2 separate regions of the Mus musculus genome follow, and region 2 is linked to region 1. The links are chromatin contacts, found by Hi-C or POLR2A ChIA-PET in ENCODE. All regions are on one chromosome and are shown on one strand. Each heading gives the region's core, a stretch centred on a gene start or an enhancer-like site at or near the end of the contact. The rest is flanking DNA. Distances are from core to core; before and after follow the strand shown. Region 1 holds the start of Rxra (retinoid X receptor alpha). Region 2 overlaps Rxra (retinoid X receptor alpha).

What was found. Hi-C counts contacts between places; a loop is a spot of excess contacts on that map. ChIA-PET counts read pairs that join two places held with the same protein, here RNA polymerase II (POLR2A).
Region 2: a loop to region 1 is called in a map of gastrocnemius, with 6 times the contacts of the local background. The contact joins the enhancer-like site here to the promoter of Rxra in region 1. A Hi-C loop is called at or near these places in 7 of 37 maps with a recorded cell type or tissue (T-helper 2 cell, adrenal gland, gastrocnemius and 2 more). POLR2A ChIA-PET finds 5 or more read pairs at or near these places in 1 of 5 experiments (Patski).

The regions. Positions count from the first base shown.
Region 1 is chr2:27,675,027-27,679,718 of GRCm38, forward strand. Rxra (retinoid X receptor alpha) reads left to right here and starts at 2,175. Exons shown (of 10, transcript NM_011305.3): 1 at 2,175-2,434. The coding sequence starts at 2,407.
Region 2 is chr2:27,717,501-27,722,192 of GRCm38, forward strand. The region is part of intron 1 of Rxra (retinoid X receptor alpha); the gene reads left to right. Among named protein-coding and RNA genes, the nearest start is that of Rxra, 43 kb to the left of the region's middle. Within about 2 kb of position 2,321, at least 2 of the 3 ENCODE cell types and tissues checked have a DNase peak (open chromatin) inside an H3K27ac peak, as active enhancers do; they include gastrocnemius and heart, where a contact is called at or near this core.

The DNA.
Region 1 (4,692 bases), core at 925-3,424:
CAGGTCAGGGAACTGAGGGCAAGAGCAGAGTGGCCTGGCTTGGCCACCAAAGAGTTGCAAGGCAGAGCTGGGGTGTGCCCTTGCCCTGCCCATCTTAACCACACCTTCTGTGAGAACCCAGGGTCAAGTCTTCAATAGAGCCTGCTGATATTTGTTGGTAGAACGAATGGCCCACAATACTGGGGGACAGAGATCATTGAAGTTTCTCTATCCACCCCCACAGACCTTTCCTGATCCTTTCTGTTCTGAAACTTAGCGTGAGCAGGCTGTCTGCAGCCCAGATTTCACTGGCCAGGGTAGAAAGTTGGTACTTTATTGTTGGTCACCACGTGTTGCCCTGGCGAGGATGGCCCAGGAGTTTGAAGAACAGGTCTTAGCTCTCTACTGTGATAACACGTCCCTAAGGTAAAGCTTATAGTCTCTTTCTGCTCTCTGGCCTTGCTGTTGACACAGGGAGTTAGTTCTACCCCCTCACAGCCTGCCATAAGAGTCTCAAAATGGCCCTGTCAAGGAAGGAATCTGGGGGTTTTCTCCCTGGCCAGTGGGTCCAATGGAGCTGTGCTACCTGATGCAGGCACTACCAGAAGCACCCCAAGTTGTGTGCCACACTAAGGGAACTCCCAGGTGATGACCTGGGAAAGGAGGCCTGGTTTGTAGTGCAACCCAAGGCATTAGCAACCCCATTTTGTTTCCCAGCCCACATAGGAGGACCAGACATGGCCTTTCTCTAAGACAGGTCTATAGCTTTTCTGGTAGGCTGCTAAAAGACATCTTTAAGATAGAGTCCCACAACTATTGCTTTTTTTGTTGTTTTTGTTTTTTGTTTTTTTTCTGAGACAGGGTTTCTCTGTATAGCCCTGGCTGTCCTGGAACTCACTTTGTAGACCAGCTGACCTCAAACTCAGAAATCCGCCTGCCTCTGCCTCCCGAGTGCTGATATTAAAGGCGTGTGCCACCAAGTTCGGCCAACTATTGCTTTTTACAGAGAAAAAGTGCAGTCCTGGAGGACGGTGGTAGTGGGCCCACGCAGAGCTTTCTTTTTTGTCTTGAGGGGAGGTGTTCTCTTTGGGCAGCACCTACTCTGTGCAGCCTGTGGACTTTGGTAAACCCCTCTGCCAGGGCCTCCACGCTGGATTTTGGTCTGGCAGGCACCAGCTGGGAGTGGAGGGAGGCGGGACTGCCGGTTGCCTGGCTTGGCGCAGGGGGAACTCTGCGCTTAGGGAGGCTGGCTTGGCTCCGCTCAGGTAGCTCACACCCAAATCCGAATTCCAGCTGCCCAAGTCGGCGGGCGGGTTGCGGAGGAGGCCCAGGCTCTCCCTGGGTAGGAGTGCTTCCTTTCGTTTTTAAACAAACAAATCATGAATTTAAGTCAGGGCAGAGAGCTAACCAAGGTATAAAAATAGCCTGGGGCCACGGGTGATGTCCGAAGCCGGCAGTAGCGCCCTTCAAGCCCCGCGCCTCTGAGGAGGGTGAGAGCCGTCGTGTTAACGTGGGTACCCCGAGCAGCACCCCAGCCCCCCTCTGCCTGTCTGGCCTGCGGTCAGACACCAGGGTCCTTTTTGGGCCTCTCGCGTGTTAGGTGAAGGGGACTGGGACGTCCAAAGGGCAGCATCTCCCTGCCCAGCTGCTTGCCTCTGGCTCACGGCCCTTCACCGGCCTCAGTTTCCCCATGTGTCCACCGGGATGCGCAGGGCCTCGGCTCTTCTGCAGGGAGCCTTGCAGGACCAGGGTCCTCGCGCGGCCACGGCCGGCCTCTTTGTGTGTCCGCGCAGACAATGGCCCGGCCGCGGGGCTCTCCTCCCGGCCCGGCTCTCCTCCTCCTCCTCCACCACCACCGCGGGCCGCCGGGTTTTTGGGCAGCCGGGAAGGGAAGGCTGCTTTACCCCACCGCCCCGCCCTCCTCCCACGCCGCCGCCCCACGGCTCCTGGGAACCCTTGGCAGATGCAAACTTGCAAGTTTGCAGGGCGCTCACAACTCGGGGCCGGGCTGCGAGCGCGGGGTGGCCGTGGTGGTGGCGGCGGCGGCGGCAGCGGCGGGCGGGGCGCGCACCGGTTGCGGGCGGGGCGAGTGGCGGCGACGGCGCTGCGCCGAGTCCGCGCCCGTCGCGGGCCCCCCGCCGCTCCCCCCCCACCCCCCCGCCCCGCTGCAGGCCGGGCCGGAGCGGGTCGCGGGCGCGCGGCGGAGGCGCGGGCGGCGGGTGCGCGCGCGGGGCGCGCGCAGGCACAAGTAGTTTACATTGTTGGGCGACTTTTGCAACAACTCGCCGCGCCGCGGCCTCCGCGCGCCGCCGCCGCCGCTGCCGCCGCCGGCTCCCCGCCGCCCGGGCCCCGGGCGGGCCGCGCCGGGGGCCGCCGCGCTGCCGCCCTGCTGCTCCGCCGCCGGCTGGGCATGAGTTAGTCGCAGACATGGACACCAAACATTTCCTGCCGCTCGGTGAGTGCTGGCCGCGGCGGCGCGGGCGAGGGAGGGGGCCGGGGCTGGCGGGGCGGGGGCGCGTGCGCAGCGCGCGCTGGGGGTCCGGCCGGGCCCATTGGCCCCGAGCCGTGGCGGTACCGAGAGTTAGCGCGCCGGGCCCGGGGAGGCGAGTGGGCACAGGGCAACTTTTCCCGGGCCCAGGCGCGCGGCGGGAGAGGGCGAGGACGCCGGGCCTCTGACTTGCCGAGGAGCGGGAGTGGGCGGCGGGCTGGCGCGAGCGCAGGTTCGCTCGGGACGTGGAGAGGGACCCTCACGCTGCGCCTCGCGCTTCCGCGGACCCCCGGGGCGCCCAGCTCTAGCTATCCGGGAACCGAGCCACGCCGGAGGAGCAACTTCTGAGCTCGCTGGAGGGCTCCGGGCCTCCCTGGCATTGGGATGGGGACGACGCGCTGGGCTCCGGGAGGCCACTGCTCTTCCCGGCTCGTCGGGCTGTGGCTTGGAGAAGGCCGCTGGCCCCTGGCTGTCTCTTTGCCCAGGATAGAGTCTGCGATCTTGCCGTTCCCCGACAGCAGACCAAACCTAGGTGGGCACGGTCACTCTGGGTCTCTGATTAAACCCAGGACTGGGGCCCCACACTCTGGCACCCCTAGTTTTCAGTATTTAGGGGAGACAACCCATCGGCAGAAGGATCATTTTCTTGTCCTGCAACCCTCCCGCCAGCAGCACCCAGCCCCAAACAGCCTGCCAACTCCCGGAGTAGAACCAAGCAGGGTCAGAGCCCCCCACTCATTACTCTCCCTGGGGTTTGGGAGCCAGAGGGAAGCAGGGTAGGGAGACTTATAAATGAGCTCCGGGAAAGATATTAATTTGGTGGTGAGGACAGCAGCCAGGCTGTCAGGCTGGTGAAGAATTTGTGCTGATTGGAAATCAGGACAGCAGATTATGGACGAAGCTCCACGATGATCATTGCCTCTTTGCCTCCCACCCCCTATGAGGTTTGGGATGCATTTTGGCTACCCTGAGGGGTGATCAGAACCCAGCATGGTTGCCAGGACTTTTGGTGATTTGGGGAGGTGGTACCTCCTTAACCTCCAGCCTTCTCACAAACAGGTCTGCTGCAAAGTGACTGGGGTTGTGTTACAAGTGTGTCACAGCTTCAGACTCTCCATCCTTATGAGTAGTGATAGAGACAGTGGGAGCACACCTGAGCTTGGGGGTCTAGCTCCCCGGCTATAAACTCCTGTCCCTGTTGCAGTTGAGAAACTGACTGGGGAAGGCTTCACTTCGAGGCTACAAATGGTGGATTTGGCATTGTAACCCCCTGCCAAAGTCAGCCGACAAGAAAGCTTTGTTACTGTGGCTTGTTGCTGTGGGGCCTGGGGTGGGGTGGGGGTGGGAGGCTCCTGAGACATCTCTTTCTCCTTCATTCAAGCCTTGATGTGCACACAGAGTTGGGTCCTTCAGACAGGAATGCTTTGCTCAGTCTCTGGCCTGGGACACGGCCAGGGCCTGGCACTACTTTGGCTAGGTCTTGAGATGGGAACACCACCCCAGGAGAGACAGAGCCCGTTCTCAAAGTTGACACATACAGAACTGGCAATGACATTGCAGGCGGCTGGACTGGAGTCTCCATGAAGAGGAGTTATGTCTCAGAGCTGCTGTGTTGGCTTCACAGAGTGGTGGCTCTCAGGACCAGCTTTGGCCTCCCAGGCAGCCTGTGCCCCAGGGCTGAGGGCTGAGTCCTGGGCTCTGATTACGTTTTATTTTTTACTAAGCTTGTGACCAGCTCTGAAGTCCAGTGCAGTTGAAGATCCATTTAAGCGGCTACTTGCCTAAGCCCTTTTGTCAACACAGCCTAATCCCTCCTGGGGGCTGAGTGTCAGAGGATCTGGCTCGTCCAGGGTCCCCACTGACAGCTTGGGTCTGACTTGAAGTGTCTAGGAAAGTTTGGCCATCCCTTTTTCACTCCCTTGCCCCTTTTGGGGTCCGGGACCCAGGGCTCTTTCCAGTGTGCACTGTGTGTGTTTGGTGGTCCAGGCAGCCTCCAAGCTTCTGCCAACTGAGCTGATCTGCACAGGACAGATCTAGGAAGAAAGAAGGGAGGTTGGGGAATTTGCCCCAGGCAGCCCCTGTTTCCTGGCTCTGCTGTCCAGGGCTGGTCTTCCTCCATGCCAGTTGGGGAGTTGGGGTAAGGGCTGGCCTCAGCCTAGATGGTGGGACTGGAAGGCTGAGCCTGCAGAGTCCAAAGGTCTCAAGCCTGCACTGCCCCTCTCAGC
Region 2 (4,692 bases), core at 1,071-3,570, 43 kb after region 1:
AACTCAGTGTGGTTTCTGTCCGTGGTGGGAGCTTCAATGGGAGGTAGCCCTTACCAGTATTGAGTGCAGAGTAAGAAGGGGTCCCAGGCCCCAAATGGGTGCCCTCTGATTTGGGGGATCCTGTACCTACATAGCTACCCATCCAATGACCCTGCCTTGTGTGGGCTTCTAGGAGGCTAATGTGTTTTGTATCCCCTTCATTCATCCTCTGGGAGCAGGGCCTGCCAATGCCCCTGGCTTAGCCCTGTTGTGTCTCTGCTGTCCAGAGGTGGTTATACTTCCTCTGCCTGGGCCCCTTCCACAGCTGCCTGTCCCTCCCTTTGTCCTTCTTCCACACCCAATAGTACCTCTCCCTCTTCCTGTATACCTCTACTCCCTCTCCCACTCCTCCTACAAATCTGTACCCCTCCCTCATCCCCTTCCTCCCTCCCTCCCTCCTTCTCACCCCCTCTGATCCCCTTGCCTTTTGTGCTCTGGTGGCCTCGGGCTCCTGACTAGCCAGCAGAATGACCTGGGCAGGTTGCAATTTACTTCGGAGTCTCTTCATCCTTCCTGCAAAAAGAAGTCAGACTTGCTGAAGGTTTGAGAGAGCTGGAGGTCCCAGTTGTCAGCTGCTGTGTGTGGTGCTTACTGGATAATCAGGGAGTGTGGGCAATAGTCTTTTTTGGTTACTATCTACCGGTAGAAGGTGGGGGTTGGGCATGCCCACCTGTGGATACCAGGAGTTGGGGTTCTTCCTGACTCCTTGTAGCTGAGTCTAGTGAGGAGTCTGGGCTCTGAAAAGCTAGTGTGGTGTGGCCCAGGTGAGCCACAGGGCTGGGAAGGAAGCATCATTTACTTGGCTGGGCAGCTGGCCAAGTGGGCAGGCCAGGAGGAGGGCTGGGCAGCCCTGTCATCCAGCCTTCCTTTGTCCTGGCCCCATGCCCTCTGTGCAGGCATGCTCTCTGCTGCTATGACTGACTCTTACCTAGGCTGGCCTCAAGGCTGCCACAGGGCTGCAGAGACTCTAGATAGTTGCTAAGCCTCTGGAGGAGGCTCAGATGTTAGGACTTTTAGGGGGACAGAACTCCAGCTTCCTTGCTTCAGAGATAGGTAACCAGGGTGAGCCTTGACTTCATTGGACCTTACCTTCTGCTTCAGGGAACTTTGGCCAGTTTCGAGGGCGACTATGTTGAACCGGCTAAGCTGGATGCTGTCTCCACATCTCACCACACAGTCCCCCAGGTGGAGGGTGACACTAGTTCTGTCATCCCTCCTGATAAGTGGTACTTATCAGAGTGGGTGGTACTAGGGTAGCATATGTCTGGTGCACGGTTGTAGCTAGAGGTGGAACCAGAGGGGTGTCCTGGGTGAAGTGAGTGTGGATGGGCTTCTAGGTGTTGAGTAAGCCTGGGGCTGATTGGTGCTCAGGAGCCTGGTGGGAGGAACTGCCCTGGTGCCTGTGAGATGCACACACCTCTCCCACACAGCTTGACATTCTCACAGTAAGGCTGCCAGAGGCTCCTCCAAGTCCTCCATCAGCCCTCACAGCAGCCCCTTCCCCACACTGGCGTTAGGATTCTTCTTTGCAGTGGGTTTTTAGTCCCGTTGAGACTGGGAGGGAAGCTGCCGAAGTTCAAGATGTAACTTCATTCTTGTTTTCTTTCTTGTATGAATGGGTCCAGTTATAGGTCCTTGCAGCGCGGTTGGCAGTGGGCTGCCAGAACCAATGCCATGATGACTGCTCTCTGAATACATGATTCTGGGTTATGGTTGCTGCAGTGTGTTTGCTGGAGTTCCCTGGAGGTGACAGGTCACACCCTTGGGCAGGATATTCCTGTGTCCACTGATGAAGTCCTCTACAGTGGGTGCCACCAGATCTAGAACTAGGATCAGGATCTCAGCTGCTGAAACTGAACAGCAAGTCTTTGTGACCTGGGCAACACACTGTTGGATTTTAGAGAGTGAGGGGACTTCAGAACTCCATCCACGTCTGACTCTCCACCTTTGCCCTCTATGTTGCCCTTGGTTGGACTGTCCTGCCCTCCCAGATGGAGCAAGGCAGAGGCTATCAGTAAAGTATCAGGGTGTTTCACAGATGTGTTGAACTTTGTCAGATTCTCCAGTGAAGAGCCTTCCTGTACGGGAGAAGGGTCTGGTGCTGATTTGAGTTGAGTTGGAGGTGGCACTGGCCACCCAGGCTGGCGGAAGCCCTGGCGTGCAGCTTGGCATTGGTGCAGGCTAGGCCTATGTAAGCTGCTACCCTCGGGAGAGGTGGCTGCACGGGCCAGGGCGGGGCTGAGGGCGGGGAGCAGGCTTTCAATGACTTTGATGGGATTAGAAGCAAACCCAGCAGGAATCCTGGTTCAGGGCCAGGCCGGGGAGGAGAGCTGGTGAGGCCCTTTCAGGAGCGCCTGGCCATCCAACGGAGTACTGAGGACTTGTCATCTCAGGGATAGTGGTGCATGCTTTCCAATGAACCCAGCATCTGGAAGCCCAGACAGCTGTGGTGTGTTATGTGCAGGGCCCTACTCCTGGATTCTCCACTTACACTTCCTGTGTTCAGAAGTGGAACAGGGAGAAGTGGCCTAGGCCTGTGGCCCCGTGGGTTTTAGGGACATGAATGTTTGCCACCTTAGTAAGAGCTAAACTCCAGTGTGCCCAGAAAACAGGCCTTGGCCCCCATTTCCAAATTCCTGTGGGTCACAAGAACCACGGCAATAGCCCTTACCATTAAGTTGGTCTTCAGATGGTAGGTCACCAAGCTCAGTGGACCTGGCCACAGAGAGGGGGCGTTGGCTCTATGCAACATTTGATAAGTAGGAGTCCACAAGCCACAGGCTCCAAGATGCCATCTTACACCCTGCCTCCAGAGTCCTCCCAGCCTGGCTGTGGCCTTTTGCTTAGAGGGATCCTGGCTGTGATTTTGTTGTTTCCTCAAGTCAGATTATCCTGCTCTCTGCCCACGTCCTGGCCAGAGAGAGGCCCTGCTTTATGTCCAGGTGAGGACAGAGTCTCTCATTTGTCCTCATGTGTCTTTTCTGCATCTGTCCACTGGCTAGCAGATGCAACTCAGCCAGGTCACCTGCCTGCTGGCTTAGTTCTGTGACTTCCATCCAGATCCCTCAGCCCAGCCTGAGGGCCCTTCCACCTTGGCCACACCTCTGCACAGCAGGACTGATGTCATGTTGTCCCCTGTTGGGCCTGCTTGTCTTTGCTTGGTTGTGTCCCATCTCACTTCTTCCCTTTGATTTCTCCTTCAGATTGCACCCTATGCTCCTTCATAGGATTGGATGAGAGTAGCCCCCACACCTCAGGAGTCTGTTCCATGTCCTGGATATTCCCAGGGTTGCAGAATCCTGAGCCCACCTTAATTGTACCTATAACTCTGGGCAAAAGTCTAGTCATCTTAGCATGATGTTGGAAGATAAATGGGACTGTGAGCAGTGACCAGTGTGAGAGGAAGCAGGCTGCTCAGTGGGTTCTCAGGCCAGGGCTGAGGTACTTTGAGGTACTGTGAGAGGGTGTGCTTCACTCTGCCATCTGTGGGGTCTATGACTGGGCCCTGGGATGGGAGCAGCCCCCACCGGTCTGAGCCAGTGTCTGGTTCTGGGTTACAGATGCTACTTGTACAGCTAGGGTTCACTGTGTCCCTAGCCTCCCTTATTCCTGGGAGACATACAGGACATCTTGGTTTCTCAGTCTCAGTGGAAGGACACCAGGCCCTGGCTGGTCAAAAGTGGAACTCTTGCTGGGCCTTCCCTCCCTGTGGCCTATGCTAGACTGCACGCCAGCCTTGCCCTACTGTGGGAAGCAATATGAGCTTCCTCAGTCTCAAAACTTGCTGGACTCTCACAGCGGGAGGGCCGGCATCTCCCTTGATCTAGGTTGGAGGTTCCCTAGGCCTACAGGCATGCAGAGCAGACTCCATCACCTCAGGGCCATGTCCTCTGGGCACTGGAAGGTCTGTGGTTCTCATAGGCTGTTCAGCTTCAGAGTCAGGACTACGGCTCTCTTGGTCTGTCCATGGGCATGTAGTGTCGTGCTGTGCGTAGTTGTCTGTTGTGTTTTCCCCCTTGCCCCCAGCCTACCTGAAAATGACCTTCAGGAATCCTTTTCTGAAGCCTCTGTCTGTCTGTGTGACTGGATGGCCGGGTGGAGTTCAGGGCATCCTGGTTCCCATCTCCTGTCTTGCCTCTCAGTGGACCAAGCTTGGCTTTGGCACTGCTGCTGCCTACCGGCAGCAAGCCCGGGCAGGTGAGTGTTCCATGGATACCTGTGGTGTGGGCCAGAGGCGGTGTGCTGGCCCTGTGAGTCACTTGGATCCTGAAGTGGGGGTGGCAGGGTTGGCTGCAGCTGAGAGGCTCAGGCTGACAGGCCAAGGCTTGCCTGTAGCTACTTGATGGAGCCAGGTAGGAGCCTGCTTGAGATGTGGTTGGACAGGGCTGTGTGGTCACAGGAAGTAAGGAGTCTCCTTTGGGGCAGTGTTCATGAGACCAGACCTTAGTGGCTACTGATAAATGGGCCCAGTTTGCCAAATGGTCTTCAATCTCGAGGCTAGCTGGGTCTTCCAAGAGGATCAGGAAGGACTTCTTGGAGAAGGTACCCTTGATGGGAAAACCCAGAGAGATTGACCATGTGGGATCAACCAGGCAGGACCAGATGGGCCCTGATGGCTGATGGTCATGTGGCCTTCTGTATGTGGGGCCCACA